Regions from separate parts of the Homo sapiens genome. Here region 1 is linked to region 2. The links are chromatin loops, found by intact Hi-C in ENCODE. Cell type or tissue: ovary. All regions are shown on one strand.

Region 1 (8,000 bases), 120 kb after region 2:
TAAAAACGTGCACGTTAAAAGGAGAAAGAGGTTCTGCCCTGAGTGCTGCACATTCAGGCAGACCTAATAAGAGTTTCCTCAGGTCAGTCCCACGCTCCGCTCCTTTCCCTCCAGACGAATGCCAACTTTGGATCTTGTTCCACGTCTACAGCGCTTTGGGGGGAGATGGGCAGGGTTTTGTTTTTTGAGTAATACCCTCATATGTTTCCAAAACGTAAGAGCATAGAATGCAAGTGGTTCTCAGCCTCCGTCTAGGTGCAAGTGTTAAGTTATGCTCCCATTTAACAAGTGGAGATGGAGACTTGCCACCACAATTTTCAGCTTGACTTCCAAACATTCTGGGTTTTATGCCTCATTTCTTTATATCCAGGATTTTTTATGGGCTTTCTAAAAAGTCTACTGAAATACATCTTTTAAAGCCTTTACTTAATGTGGGATGCTGGGTTTGAAGCTGAGAAGACAATGGTCCTGGGGGGAGTGCTGGTAGTGGGCAGGAAAGGAAGGGTGCTCCTGGTCCTGGCCTGCCTTCCCTGTGGCACACGCTCCAGTCTCTGGGTTAGGAGCTGTGGCGGGGTGATCAGCCCTCGGATGAACAGGCAGGCTACACACAGACTCAAAGTCTCGGCTCAGAAACCGCTCCTCCTCCTGCTCGCCTCAGGGACAGACAACCTGTTTTCCCCCAGAGCAGGGCATTCTAGGGACACTGAGAAGCAGCAGCTGCCCTTCCCACGGCTCCTTGGGCTGTCCATGCTGGGTCTAGGGTGAAACTCCATGTCAGGGAGCGTAAGAAACACTGCCAGGAGTGCTTCAGTCAATTCAAAGTTAGGTCCTGTCAAGTCTCGTAACCACTGAACGATGTATGGGCATTTTAAAAAGAGACTCCTTGCTTGAGGAGTTCAGCTCCGTCCCAGCGCACAGCCACTCAGTTACCCCAAAAAAGTTTGTATGCCAGCACGAACCCAACGCAAGCAGGCTTTCTGTACTAAGCAGTAAGCGAGAGGCAATGGGAGCCACGGAGCCCACAGGGACACAGGTCTTCATCTGAAAAGCTTAGATTCTATCTTTAGGAACAGAGCTGGAACCAGAACTCAAGTTGGAAGGCAGCATACTGGAGAGGAAAGGGCATAGGCTGGGGGTTAAATACCCTTTGACCGAAATCTTGGTTCCGTGGCTAACGGAGATGTTGCTGTAACATGTGGGAACCTCAGCCGCATCCATGAAATGAGTAGGCTACTTCCCTATAGAATTGTCACAAGCATGAAACAGACAATGAATGCCAAGCACCTCACACTATGGCTGGCAAACAGTAAAGGGAGTCGACGTTAGTTCTCTTTTGTTCCCCTTGCCCTAAGTCATCATTCCAAGAGAAAAGGCCCCACTTCAGCCCCTCCTTCCCCTGCCTCCTAAGCAGAGACTGCTTATCGGGGGGTGGGAGTCTCAAAACTCACTGCCTGTCATTGGTAACACAGGGGCATTAAAATGTGTGATTTGTTGAGCTTGGTGGCCATATTCAGGGGCATTATCAGTGAGTAGCCTGTGGCCCAAGCACCAAAATTTCCCAAGAGCTCCAAGGGGAGCACTCTGGGTTGTTTTCAAAACTTTCCTTTTTGAAAGTGTTAACTATGAAGCAGGTATGTTCTGCCTCAACTTAATTCACTGGCTTTGCATGATGATAATGGAAATTAAAAAATCATGGTGGTGTAGAGAATTTCAACAACATTTATTAAGAACTTTTTGATTTGCACAATACAAGTTGTCCACTGTTTAACAATTATAACAGCAACTACTATTTATTGAACACTTTCTATGGGCTAGGTGCTGTTTTAAGCTTTTTAAAAAATATCTGTATTGACTCATTCAATCCTAAAATAGGTACAATTATTACACCCATTTTATAGAAACTGAGGCTGAAGGCATTAGGGAATTTACCTGAGATCACTCATCTATTAAAAATCCTGTTTTGGATTCAGAAATCAACAATGTGGTCCCTAACCCAAGCTGCACAGTCCAGTGGGAGAGAAAGATAAGAAGTCAACAAACAATTATAGTTCTGTGTGACAGTCACAAAGGTGGAGGCAAGTTCAGAGTGCTGCCAAAACAAACATAGGGCACGTAACCCAGCCACACAGAGGTGAGAGGGTCCGGGAAGCTTCCTAGTGGGGATGATGTCTCAAAACGCAAACATCATTTAGCTCTAAACCATGCTAGGAGAGACGGTGGCAGCACCAGAAGGCAGCAGAGCACAGTAAGCTCTAGAATAAAGTGACCTGGTTTGGAACCCCACCTCTGCTTTCACGGATAACAACATAATCACTTTAACTTCATTTCCTCATCTACAAAATGAGGATGATAATTATTCTTGGATTTTAAGATTGTTGTAAAGGCAAAATACTTCTAAAGTACTTACCATAATATCTGTCATATAATAAATGCTTATAGATGAGCCATTAGTTAAAAAAAGATAAATGCTTAATAAACAGTTAATATATAATAAGCATAAGCATTTTCTTCATATGTACAATGAAGTAATATATAATGATGAGACAATAATATTCAATATTTATTGAGCACTTACTTTGTTTAATCCTCCTAGAAAAGATAGGTGTTATTATGAGTTCCATTTTATAAAAGAGAAAATTGAGGTTTGGCAAGGTTGAGACATTTGTCTGGAGTTATATAATAAGTTAATACATCATATAACTAATAAGTCCTGAAGGAGCCAGGACTTGAACCCAGATCAGCTAGACTCCCAAGTCTGTGTTTGTTAATCCCTCCACAGCCGCAAAGGGAGTCTTAGGGACTCGGGGAAAGAAGAGACTTCCAGGGAGCACATCTTCCATACCGGAACCACTGACCCAATCTGTGGAAAAGGTTCAACTTCCACTGTAACAAATTCAGCTTGACTATGAATGTCCAGACTCTTAGACTAACCATATGACCTACAGGATTTTTAAGGAGACATTGGAGAATGTCATGGTTTCAAAAGCCACAGTCTCAGTTTGCAGAAGTGGGAAAAGGTTGCTACGAGCAGTTCTCGAGTCTCTGGTCCTGACCAGTTCCCAATAGTGATGAAGACACACTCTAGTTCCCAACCTGCTCTGGTCCAATTCCATGCATGTTCATTCTCCAGCATTTCAAGGTAGAAAATGAAAATATATGAGCAAGAGAAGGCCTTGTAATAACTGCAGCATGCCTGCTTTAAAATAAGTCCTCTGAGTATGACTTTATCCATAAAGAGTTTACACTAGTGTGAATGCCACATTTTGTTTCCCCTTAGACTGACCAAAAATTTTTTTTAAAGATCAAAGCGTACTGTGGGAGCATGCGATGTTTGACATTGGACAAAGTACTCTTTTTCAAAACAGACATTTTCCAAAAACATAACTCGCTAGACTAATGGGCAGTGAGAAGCCAAAATGACTGCCCTCCGCCTTCTCCTTGTGTATCTTTGCCAGAGTCCTTGGGACTTGCCAAATCCGGTCATGCCTGCTTAGCTTGCTCGACTGATTGTGCCAGAAAAGAAAATAAGACACAGATGTATTTGAGCTCTTTGAGATGCCAGTAAGAGAGACAGCTAATGGCTTCATTTCGACCCTCCCCTTCCAGCTGGGCACAGGTGGGGGATAATGAGGTCCCTCTCCCTAATCAAACTCAATTATTTACTACTCTATATAACTGCAAAGACATTCACATTCCGTTCAGAATATAAAACACACCGTGGGCTACTTCCAACCACTGCCACTGGGTATTTATAACAAACTCAAGTGGCTAACAGTTTGCCTTGGCAGGAGTTTAAGTGTGTAAAGTTTTGCAAACTGTTTCTGTTCAAATATGTCCTGCTGAAATGGGGTCCCAGGCGGGGTTCCATAACTGTCAGGTCAGTGAACTGCATAACATCTGAGAATGTATTCACCATGCAGTGCAGACAGGATCTGGAAATCAAACGCTTCGTTCTATCACAACCTTCTGAGAAGCATCACAGTTTTTTTCAACAGCAAGACTGACATTGTATTAATAAACATTCCAAGTCACTAGCCTGACATGTACATAGCAGCAGCTGACAGACTCCGACATAAGCTGAGGGGAGAACAGAGGAAATCAAAATGAGACATAGTAACTAAACATGGCCAAAGGGGGAAGCATCACCAAACCAATCACATGGGCTCAGAAATGGGAGCTCCCCGACTTTGAAGACACATATTAACTAAAGCAACAATCTGGCATAATTTTTAGATACAAAGTAAGTTGATGGTTATCTAAAATGTGTGCTTTTATGGTAGGAACAAAGCGAATCCTGGCACAATTTCAAGACATTCCAGTGAGCAAAACATACATATTTAGCTTGTCTGACCTTTAAATTCTTAGAAGTGTGTAATTAATGCTTTCCATCTTTATCACTTGCTCCAATATTTCTGTCACTTTAAACAGACACAAAGAAAAATCCTTTCTTTTCTCTAGACAGTAGCTGTTGCCAAAAAGGAAATCAAGTCAGATTTACAAATACAAAATTAAACAGGCTGCATATGTTACATTTCCATACACGAGGACAATCTGGACAATGAAAATGTTTGCTAATACAACAGAATGAAAAGAAACAACACACAGTTGGTCCTCTATGAATCAAGCAAACAATAAATAACCAGGATAATTTATACTCATTTTGTCAGGCCTGGTTACAAAGAACACAAGCATCTTCTTTTATTCCTTATTCTATTTTAGCTCTGCCTCTTACCAAACAGCATGGCCTTGAATTAGTAACTAACTACCTGTCTCTGAGCCTCAGCTTACATATTATAAAAGTGAATTGCGTATAAGAAACTTTACTGATGGGGTGTGGCCAATTTTAAAATATCATAAAAAAGAAATAAATGATAAAAAAAGAAATAAATGAGATAGCATCTATTGGAGGTATGAAACTGAATGAGTGTGTGAAAATATTCTCCCTGCCCTCCTCTTTTTTTCATTCTCTAGACCACAAGGCAATAGCATATAACAGAAGGAAAGGCTTCAAGCTAATGACACCCTTTAATAAAGGTCTGGTCACTTGGGGTATACTGTGGATTTATCATCAAGAAGGTAAACTAAAACTCCCCACTCTTCTGAAAAGCCCAGTAAAGAGCATGAATGAACCTAGGGCACGCCTCTTTAAAAAAGCAGCTCATCGTTCCCTTTCTGCAGAGCCAAGAGAAGCCAAGGTAGTCTCTGGGAGCCTGCCCAAGGCAGCCCAGCTTCTGGGCTAAGACCTTCCACTGTTACCTGACAGCTGTTACCCAAAGAGCTCTTGGTTAGAACTGTTCCTTCCTCATGTTCCTCTAATATATCAAATATTTAAAGGAAAATACATATATATATAGGAGACAGTTTAACTGCTCTGACTTCTAACCTAAGGAGATTCTGACCATTTTATTGGCCTTGACTTTTTTTTTTTTCCTTTAATGCCCTTCTTCCCCCACTCCAGAGTAGAATCCTGGCATGAAACTTTAATGTCAACACATATAAGGTAATAATACTACCACAGTTGTTTTTGTCATTGCCACTTTTGAACTCAATTCAGTCTCACAAATTCTGACTAAATTAGGTCTGTGTTGGGAATGGGAGAAGGAGACGAACAAGGCAGGTCCCTATCCTTGAGAGGCACTTAGCCCACTCAAGATCTCATTCTCCCTTGTCCTACTTTGTCTAAAGGAACAGTAGGCTTTGGCTTGGTCACTGCTGGCAAGAAACACTTCTTGAGATGCTGGGCACTATCTGAGCTCCAGCTCTTTATCTGGTTTTGGGGGTCAGCCAAAAACCTTCCCATTCCTCCCACTCCCTACTTCTCCTCTCTGACACTACTGATATCCAAACATCTTTACTGCTTAAGCTCAAAGTAGTCAGCAAGTTAGGGATTCCCATTTATAGATATATTTGCTCTGTCCAAAATCAATCAGGAACAATGGATAGCTTAGGAATCCACTTGAAGATTTGTTAAAAGAGGCAGTTTCCATTACCAGGCTCCTAATTTGCAAGTTGTTAGAATAATCCATTCTCCTTCCCTGAACAACAACTCTATCCAGGGGATTCCTGGGGCCCAGGGGTTCTAGAGGGAAAGCTAGATAGATCTAGTCCTGATTTAGTAAGAACATCAGAAGACATCCAATTTCACGTTCCCTCCACAGAATAATTTTCCAATGAGAAATTCATTAATTAGTTCCCCTTTAAAAAATGTAAATAATTATAAAATATAATTCACAACCTTTGCATGATGGAATGAAGACAAATTTAAAAATTTCTTTTATATGCAGAAACAGATCTATTTCCCAATTTTGCTATAATGGACACATATTAATTATATAATAAAAAATAACTCAAAGGAAGGTTAAACCCCATTCTCACCTTAGTGTAAATTATTCCCACTGAGAATCCCTGACAGAAATAACAATAGCAACTATGTAACACTTCCTACATGCCAGAGTCTCAGCTAATATTAATAATCACAGCAGCATTTCCTGAGGTTCAAGAGCCCCCAGGAATCAACAGATGAATTTACAGACTAAGTTTCAGAATTTAAAAACCTGTTTTCTAACGGTGATGTGAGCCTCTAGTTCCAGCTACTCAGGAGGACTGTCTGAACCCAAGAGTTCCAGTCCAGCCTGGGCAGCATAGTGAGACACTGTCTCTAAAAATTTTTTTAAATTAAAAACAATTTTGATTTTAGTCAATGAAAAGCATATAGAGATGTATTATCTATACATATCAATATATGTATGATATGGATGTGTAGCTATATATATCTATATGTGCTTTTCATTGAACTAAAAGCAAAATTATATGTGTCACCACATATTTTATATATGTCACTGTGTGTGTGTGGGGGGGTGTATGAGATAAAGATACAGATATAGGCCCCTCCTCACTCCTCATCTTCCATGTTCCCCATTTTCCACCCACCTGGGGAGCCCTGAGCCACTGCCTAGAGGAGAAATACCCAAGAGAGTCACCTGGCCTACATCAGACAAATGTGAACAAGAAATAAAATTATTAGGCTGGGCGCGGTGGCTCATGCCTGTAATCCCAGGGGAGGATTTGGGAGGTAGAGGCAGGCAGATCCCCTGAGGTCAGGACTTCGAGACCAGCCTGGCCAACATGGCGAAAACCCATCTCTACTAAAAACACAAAAATTGGCAGGGCATGGTGGCAGGTGCCTGTAATCACAGCTACTCGGGAGGCTGAGGCAGGAGCATCGCTTGAGTCTGGGAGGCGGAGGTTGCAGTGAGCCAAGATCACGCCATTACACTCCAGCCTGGGTGACAAGAGTGAAACTCTACCCAAAAAAATGGGAGGGGAGGGGAGGGCAAGACGGAAAGAAAGAAAGAAACTTATTGGGAAAATCCAGAAGTTGACCAACAAACCTACCCCATGCCCATTTGTCTATGTAGTCTACGGCTACTCACACACTACAATGGCAGTGCTGAGTTACAGAAACTCTATGGCCAATAGCCTAAATATTTACCATCTGGCCCTTTGCAGAAAAAGTTTGCTGAGCTAGAAGCGGTGGCTGAAGCCTATAATCCCAGCACTTTGGGAAGCTGAGGTCAGCAGATCACTTGAGTCCAGGAGTTTGAGACCAGCCTGGGCAACACAGCAACACTCTATCTCTACAAAAAATACAAAAAGTATTTGGGCATGGTGGTGCATGCCTGTAGTCCCAGCTACTTGGGAGGCTGAGGTGGGACGATTGCTCGAGCCTGGGAGGCAGAGGTTGCAGTGAGCCAAGATGATGTCACTGCACTCCAGCCTGGGTGACAGAGCAATACCCTATCTCAAAAAAAAAGTTTGCCAACCCTAGGATAACGTGGCGAGATTTGGGGGGTTATGTGTTCCAGCAGCTAGAGTTATTTAACATAACTAACAAACTTAGTAAAAGTCAAATGGCATTACTGCAAGCTGCATACAGAACTTGTTTGCTGAACAGAGAAAAATGGTGACAGAATTCAGTGGGCACAAAGATCTCTATGAAC
Region 2 (8,000 bases):
GCACCCCCTGGTCCTGGAGCCAATGAGGACGCAGAGTCCTTCTAGTGCAGGTGACATCATCCTGGGCATATTTTATGTGGCATTAGAAATCCAATAATGATCATTTCAAGAGATTCTGCAGAAGAAATGTCCCAAACACAATGCGGCTGCCTGATGGTCTGAAATCCGTGCATTTCTGTGGTAGAGTGAGTAGGAAGTGGGGGTGCTTCTCCCTCTTTGGCCGCAATTGTGTTTTGAGGAGTCCAATCATCATCGATTACTTATTTATGTGATTAATCTCCTTAGGAAAGAAGGCACTTGTCCCTATTTTACACAGGAGGAAGCAGAGAGCCCAGGGGATGACTCGACCCAGGCACACGGCTGATGGATTGATGAACGGCAGAGCTGGCCTCAGACCACAGGCAACTCTGGGTGTGTCCACCCACCTCTGCCAGATCCAATCGCACTGGCCCAGGAAGGGAGGCGAGGGGGTGGGGAGCATATGAGGATGAGGGTTCCCCCAGCACTGGGAGGCCCTTGAGCTCACTTGGCCCAGGTGGGGCAAAGTCACGCTGTGGCTGGGGTGCCCTGAGCCATGCTGGGCCAGAAGTCATCCCGTGCAGGTGGGAGGGATCCCTGGGCTCTGGGTCCTGGCTCTCTGTCCGTCTCTGTCATCAGCCTCACACGGGGCGCTACTCATCACACTCCTCGCTGGTGTGCAGGGCTGCTGCTCCGCATGATAATGGAACATGATGCCTCTTGCCAGGTTTATTTGGCTGGGAGTGGTGGTGGATGTCAGTCAATTTCTGGTGCCCCTTTGCCCAGATGTGAATGTGGTACCTGTACACCCTGGGAGAAGAGGGTGTTTGTTGTAAAGTGTACTGGGATGTGTTTTAATCAGGTATGGTAAGGTGGCAGACATGAAGAGGCCAATGCCATTGAAAGTGTGTTTACTGGCCGGGCATGGTGGCTCATGCCGGTAGTCCCAGCACTTTTGGAGGCTGAGGTGGGGGATCACTTGGGTTCAGGAGTTCGAGACCAGCCTGAGTAAAATAGAGAGACCCCCCCCCGTTTCTATATTAAAATAATAATAATAAAATAAAAATAAAAAAAGAAAGAGTGATTACTACTCACAGTTTCCTGGAGAAGAGGGTACAGCACGCCCTGCAGGGCCCCATGGAGAAGCTCCAGGGTCAGGGAGGAGGCAGCTGGAGCTTGGAGGGAACATGGCCCAGAGCCTTCATCATGGTTTCCAAGGGAAGAAAAAATGGACAAGGCAGAGTGGGCGAGTTCGAGCTCGTGTAGGATTGGATAGATTCTCGGCTAGTTTGAATAATTTGGCAGGCTCCGGGCTGTAGAAGTAGTGTCTGGTTGTCTGGTACCTGCCCCTGGCCCCCAGGCACTGAGATGAGAGTACCTAGAGTGACTTTGGGCAGGGGAAGTATGGGCTTGGCTGTGAGAATTGGATAAAGGAGGCTGGGGATGTACGCTTCGGGGTGGTGGGTTTGCATGTGAAAGTCATGCTCTTTGCTGTCTCTAGGAGTTAGCTAGCCCCGGAAGGGGCAGTTCCTTCAAGATTAACAAGGCCTCTAAAATGTCAAAGCATCATAAAATACAGAAAGCAAAACTCACGATTGACACAGCTGGCCCATGGGCACCTCGTCCAGGTGTCTTCAGGCTGGGGCCCCATCGACCTTTGCTCCCGACTCTGAGGCTCCATCATGCCTGGCAGCCTCTCAGGCTTCAGTGTCACTCTTGGGCACACGGGAATCACCAGGCTGCGGGGCACCACGGCATGGAGAAGAGAGAGCCTTGAGGTCCTCTGCTCATGAGCCACACAGCTGGGGGCTCCCACAAGCCTGTCTAGGGTGCTGTTGTCCTTTTCGCCCTGTCCCGGTCTAGAGGCAGAGCCCCCTTGTTAAAGACCCACAGGATCTCCTTGCTCCGTACCCTTGGTCTCTGGAATCTGCTCTAGGACCTGCCTGAGCTCCTGCTAAGGCATCCTCTCCCCAGAGCAGTGGGGGCTGCTGGCCTCAACCAGGGTCATTTGGTAATGGGTGGGACATTTTTGGTTGTCGCCTGGGGAGGGGTTGACAGGGTTGGGGAGCAGATCGGTTTTATAACCACGGGCACAGGCTAGGAAGGCCAAACATCCCTCAAGGCACGGAATAGTCACCCGACATGGAGAATTGTCCCATCCCAAGTTCCAGTAGCGCCCTTGTTTGAGAAATGCAAGCTCCCTGCACATGGGGCAGGGTTGGGACTTGTTAGGAAACACAGAGGGGCAAATATCGTGGTTACTTTGATCAAATCTCATCCTCCTGCCTCAGCTCCTTGCAGGAGAGAAAACTGAGGCCAGGAGTGCCCACGGGAAGTGCTGAGATCACACGGCCATGAAGTCACTGGGCAGGGACTTCAGTTCACACCTGTCTCCCTCTGGAGCCTCCAACTGTGACCGCCTCATCCAGAAAACCCTCGGAGTGACAGGGCCCTGTTGGGGGAGGTGGACCCAGGCCCCTTCCCGCAGGAAACTCCTTCCACAGCCTGTCCGAGGTTGTGACCCCAAATCGTCCCCTCTTGACCTGCAGTTGGGCCCCTGCTATGCTGCCTGGCGTCCACTGTGGCTGAATGAGTGCCGTGGGCTTATGGGGACCCTAAGAGAGTTAAGGAACAAATGGTTAGGGGTGGTTGGCAGGGGTGGATAGAGGGGAATCCGTCCTGGTTCTGGAGCCTGAGACCTGCTTGTAAGGGTCGGCCCTGATTTGCTGTGTGACCCAGGGTTGCTCCTGTGCCTCTCTGTGCTCCATTCCTCCTCCGCATACCCGCCTCACAGAGCGGTCAAGGGCCCCCTCGGGATTGCTACACACCGTGGGAAGGTCAGGGGACAGCATGGGTGGCATCTGACAGGGGGCCCTACTGCAGATGATTCATTGTGTGCCTGCTCTGAGCCAAGCCCTGGGGCCGGCACTGGTGACCCAGTGGTGGCCAGACAGGCAAAGCCCTTGTCCTCACAGGTTGCCCAGACCCCTTCTGGTGGGTGATGGTTACATACCCCCTGTGATGGGCGGGATTCTATCTCCCCCACAAATTCATCTGTTGAAGTCCTAACCCCCACTGCCTTAGCATGTGACTGTAATGAGAGACTGGGCCCTTATTCATTTATTTAATTATATTTTTTGAGACAGGATCTCGCTCTGTCGCCTGGGCTGGAGTGCAGTGGCGCCATCACGGCTCATGCAGCCTCAACTTCCCTGGGCTCAGGTGATCCTCCCACCTCAGCCTCCCAGGTGGCTGGGGCTACAGGCATGTGCCATTACATCCAGCTAATTTTTTTTTTTAATTTTTCGTAGAGACGGGGTCTCCCTATATTGCCCAGGCTGGTCTTGAACTCATGGGCTCAAGCGATCCTCCCACCTTGACCTCCCAAATTTCTGGGATTACAGGGGTGAGCCACCATGCCCGGCAAAGACAGGGCCTTTAAAGGGGTAATTAAATGAAAGTGACATCATTAGGGTGGGCCCTAATCCAATCTGACTGGTGTCCTTATAGGAGGAAGAAATTAGGACGCAGATACCCAGAGGGGAGACATGAGGACAGAGGGAAAAGCCGGCCATCCGCATGCCAGGCAGAGAGGCCTCGGGAGAAGCCGCCCCTGCTGGCACCTCCACCTCGGACTTCTAGCCTCCAGAATTGTGAGAACATCAGTTTATTTTGTTTACCCGCCCCCCCCCCGCCCCCACCAAATCTGTAGAACTTTGTTACAGCAGCCCTCGGGAACAAATACACCCCCAATATATGAACGTGCATTTGGAGTCGTGAGTGCAGCAGCCCCCTAGGAGCTGATACCACTGAAAATACGAGACACCCAATTAAATTTGAATTTCAGATAAACAATGAATAATTTTTTCGCATACACTGCATGGGACATACTTATTATACTAAAACAATCCATTGTTTATCTGAAATTCAAATTTAACTGGGCGTCCTGGATTTGCATTTGCTAGATCTGGCCACGTGGCCTGGCATCTAAGGCTGTGACTCCCATCCGACAGAGGTTCAAGGACAGAGACCAGCCTGGAAGCCGAGAAGGGGGTGAGAGCCTGAGGCTGCTTCCCAGGCCTGAGCTGCTCTCCCCAAACGGTTCCCATCTCCCGCACAAACATATTTATTGGGCCTGATGGCAAACAGATTATGCTTGTCCCAGGAAGGGCAGCTCCAAAGAGAAAACCTTGAAGTCCGGGAAATAATGATGAGGGAGTTAAATTAAAGTGCATAAAACCCTCCCGAGAGATAACGTCAGGGTGAGTTACAGGCCCGATAAGGGACTGGGGGCTTGCAGAGGGGGCTCAGAAAGGTCGCCCAGCGGCGCACAGAGGACCAGGAATCATAAATATGGGGCAAGACGCCCAGCCGGGGTCGCCGGGGTGAAAATATTGGGGTCATTCCAAAAACAATTATCCTGCTTGGTTTGCTCTTCAGGTCTTGTAAATCTTTCACCTTTTATAAAAGATTTCTGGAGAAGGAAGCACTCTGGAAGTCTTAACTGATTTTTGTGGCTGCTTCTTGGTGGTTCTGCTGAAGGAAAACAAAAAGACAGAGGAAAATGAAATTACCCAGCATTCTCAGAGGCACAGGGCTGGGCTGACTGGTTTTCTCTTATTCTTTGGAGAATTTGGGCTGCCTTGGGTTTTGAGTCCTCCCATTTACAGTCTTGACACCATTTAACAGTTCGTTTGTTCTGTTTTGAAGCCAGTTGCAGCAGGGCTTTCACTGCCCAGTGGGCCCTGTTCTATGGGGCCAACTTGGCAGCCATCTTGACTGGAGGCAGCCATCTTGGCAGAAGCGGTGCCCGTTCTGACTGAAGTGCAGCCGTCTTAACTGAGGGGCGTTCCTGGTGGCTAACAGGTACCCAGATGCTCGTTCTGACCGAAGTGCAGCCACCTTGACTGACGGGGTTCGTGGTGGCCGACATGTACCCAGGCTCGTGTGCCCAGGCAGAGCTCCTGAAGCTGGAGAATGGGTCTAGGCCACGCCTGGCCTCGTGCTCACGGCTCCAGCTGCATCCCCTGCCTTCCTATTGTCTGCCCAAGGGCACCCTTGGTCCAGTCCTGTCCTCTGTGGCTCTGTCTGTGTTCTGGGCTTCTCAGTTGCACCAGCAGAAGGCAGTCATTTGTCCCACAAATGTTTTTTAAGGCTGGGTGTGGTGGCATGTGCCTGTAATCCCAGCTATTCGGGAGTATGAGGCACAAGAATTGCTTGAACCTGGGAGATGGAGGTTGCAGTGAGCCAAGATCACGCCATTGCACTCCAGCCTGGGCAAGACAGGGAGACCCTGTCTCAAAAAAAAAAAAAAAAAAAGCGAAAAGAAAAGCTCATTGAGCACCTGCACACTTGCACATGCCGGCCACTGTGCTGGGTCCTAATGCCTCATCCTCAGCTGAGGGCGTCATCTTCTGGGTGGCTTTTTCCTAGGTTTCCCTGTCCCCCTCCGCACGTGCACAGCCACAAAACCGGCTCTCCTCAGAAATCTCTCTCCTATCGACTACCTCATTTATTTCTCACAACCCTGTAGAGGAGGGATTACTAGCGCATTTGACAGATGAGGAAACTGAGGCTCAGAGGGTGAAGTGACTGGCCTGGTGTCACACAGATAGGGGAGGAGGCAGAGCTGGGAGTTCAACACCGACCTGTACAGCTCTAGAACGGCGCTCTTGGTGTCCCGTGCCTTAGCTGTGTGCCCTGGCGGACTCACTGGGCACCCTGAGCCTTGCTCTCCTCATCTGCGCACGGGATACATGTTCTAGGCCTGCGTGGGGCGTGCGGGCGGGAGCCATGCGTGCGGGGCGTGCGGGCGGGAGCTGCAGGCGGGGGCTGAGGCTTGGAGTCTGGAAAGCATTCTAGGGGTGGAAGCCAGAGCTTCTCTGTGTGTGTGAGAAAGAGTATCCCCATTCAGCTTTCATGGTCTGGCACCTCCCACCACAATAGAATTATTCAAACTGAGTTAATTTGCTGAGTGGGACTTGGGGCTCCTTCAGGTTCAAGCCAGATTGAGGTGTGGGAGAGGGGTAGCAAGGGGGTGGCCAAGTGGCCTGAGAGTGTCCCATGGGAACACCCGCCCACCCATTCATTCATTCATGCATGCATGCATTCATTCAACAAACCTTATTTTGTGCCAGGCCTGCTCTGGGCGCTGGGGATACAGTGAGAGGGGAACAAGTCAGATTCGAGTCCTCCCCCACCAGAGCTCCTATCCCGGGGCAGGAGACAGACTGGAGCTAGGGAGGCCCGGGAGGAGGCCACTGCTATGTGGTCCAGGAGAGTGATGGTGGCACCCGGATGGAGGCAAGAGTGGCCCTGAGGATCCCATGGAAGTGTAAAGGGTGACTCAGCCTCAGCGAGGTGAAGGGACTTGCCCAGGGTCACACAGTTAACAGGCGGTGGCGCCAGTTTGTCTGACTGGAGACCGCGCTGTCAGCCGGCCACTGCCACGGCTCCCGAAACAGCATCGCCCATACCGAGTCCCGAGCTACCCCAGCTCTAGACATGCGTGCATGCACTTCGGTCACAAGTGTGCCTGGGGAAGTTGCGTGTCACCCCCTTCTTGGAACACAGTGCACAGTGGCCCGTTGAAGGCTCTGAGGGACCCCGCAGGAGCAAAAACTGCCATGTTCAGCGTGGAGTTCCCAGACCTCTGTGGCCATGGAACCTTTTGGACACTTTTTAACATACGTTCTAGTCATTGGATATTTGTTGAGTGTGTGCTACATGCCAGAGACTGATGAGCAGAGCTGGCTTGGTCCCTGTCATCTGGGAGCGATGGCCTGTGAGGCCCCTTCCCTGGGCCCCACCACAAGAGGGAGCCCCAGGGCAGGAAGGCTGCTTGTCCTCCCTGCAGCCCCTCCCGCCTCTGGGAGTCAGTGCTCAGAGGTGGGGCCGCGGCAGCTGGGTGGGGGTGGCCCTGGGAGGCCTAGTAGTCTTTGGTCTGGAGGCCATGGGCGTCCTCACCACCGGTGTGACAAGGAGACCAAGAAGGAGAGGTGACACCAACCCAGCCCTCAGTGAAAGGGTGTGTGGCTTGGCCCTTGGGCCTGGCTGGCTGGATCCTGTGCTGAGGGCTGGGCTCATAGGGGATTCCCTCTGGTGGCATCCCCCATCATGGGTTTCCACTCCTGCATCAAAGTGTCTTGACTAAGATGTTGACTTCATGGGATCAAAGCCACCCAGCTTGGCAGTCTCTTCCCCAGATGCTCTGGAAACCAGCCAAGACAGCCCAGGCAGGCTTCCTGGAGGAAGAGGTCCTGGAGTCAGGCCAGAGGGAACAGCCCAGCCCAGGCACCTGTGGGGAGGCTGCAGATAGTGATGGTGACAACCAAGGGCTTGGGGAGGGGCCAGAGAATCCACTTCCAATATTGGCCCCGCCTTGGCAGCTGTGCACCTTGGGAAAACAACATGACTGCTGCAGGCCTCGATGTCCTCATCTGTAAAATGGGATGATGACAGACCTGGAGGTGGCCCTTCAGGCCCTCACCCACGGTGGCCCAGGGGAAGATTCCGCTGCTGGCAGCATGGGCCTGGGAGAGGAGACAGGGCTGCTCACATTTGCCTTCCCCTCTGAAGAGTGGGGCTTGGGAAAATACTCCTTGACCTGAAAAAGCCTCAACTGGACGCTCCTGTGGGTCCGTCACAGATACGACTTTGCAAATCAGATGTGACAGGGAAATGTGTGCTGAGATGGTGGCCAGCTGCTGGGCTGCGGGGGAGGGGCTGCTGAGGGACCCACACGGCCTCCTCCGAGAACAGACGCCTCTGCCAGGCCATGTGGAGCGCAGGTGTGCGGGGCCGGCCGCTCTTGGATTAAAGTCACACACACACACACACACACACACACGCCAGGTGCATACACTTAAACTCACGTGCATGTACACACATGCAGAAACTCACAACACATACACTCACACATGGTTACATGCACACACTTGCACACACATGCTCACAGAGACACACACAGACACACCCACACG

The links. Hi-C counts contacts between places; a loop is a spot of excess contacts. Peaks named below come from ENCODE experiments on the same cell type or tissue, not always from the same donor. Only the 100,000 strongest peaks of a DNase experiment are listed, where the experiment ranks them.
Region 1: it touches region 2 in a loop (2.3-fold over the local background); 11 of 110 quality-filtered maps call a loop at or near these places.

Annotation. Positions count from the first base shown.
Region 1 is chr9:125,546,233-125,554,232 of GRCh38, forward strand. All of the region lies in intron 6 of MAPKAP1 (MAPK associated protein 1), which reads right to left. Among named protein-coding and RNA genes, the nearest start is that of MAPKAP1, 160 kb to the right of the region's middle. In ovary, no CTCF peak of the experiment used is centred here; a DNase peak (open chromatin) is centred at 3,459; H3K27ac peaks cover 6,039 bases.
Region 2 is chr9:125,421,346-125,429,345 of GRCh38, forward strand. LOC112268055 (a long non-coding RNA gene) reads left to right here. Exons shown (of 3, transcript XR_002956935.2): 1 at 1-411; 2 at 3,529-4,884. It also overlaps the pseudogene RNU5B-5P. Among named protein-coding and RNA genes, the nearest start is that of GAPVD1, 160 kb to the left of the region's middle. RefSeq lists an enhancer at 2,494-2,994. In ovary, no CTCF peak of the experiment used is centred here; a DNase peak (open chromatin) is centred at 4,050; H3K27ac peaks cover 4,583 bases.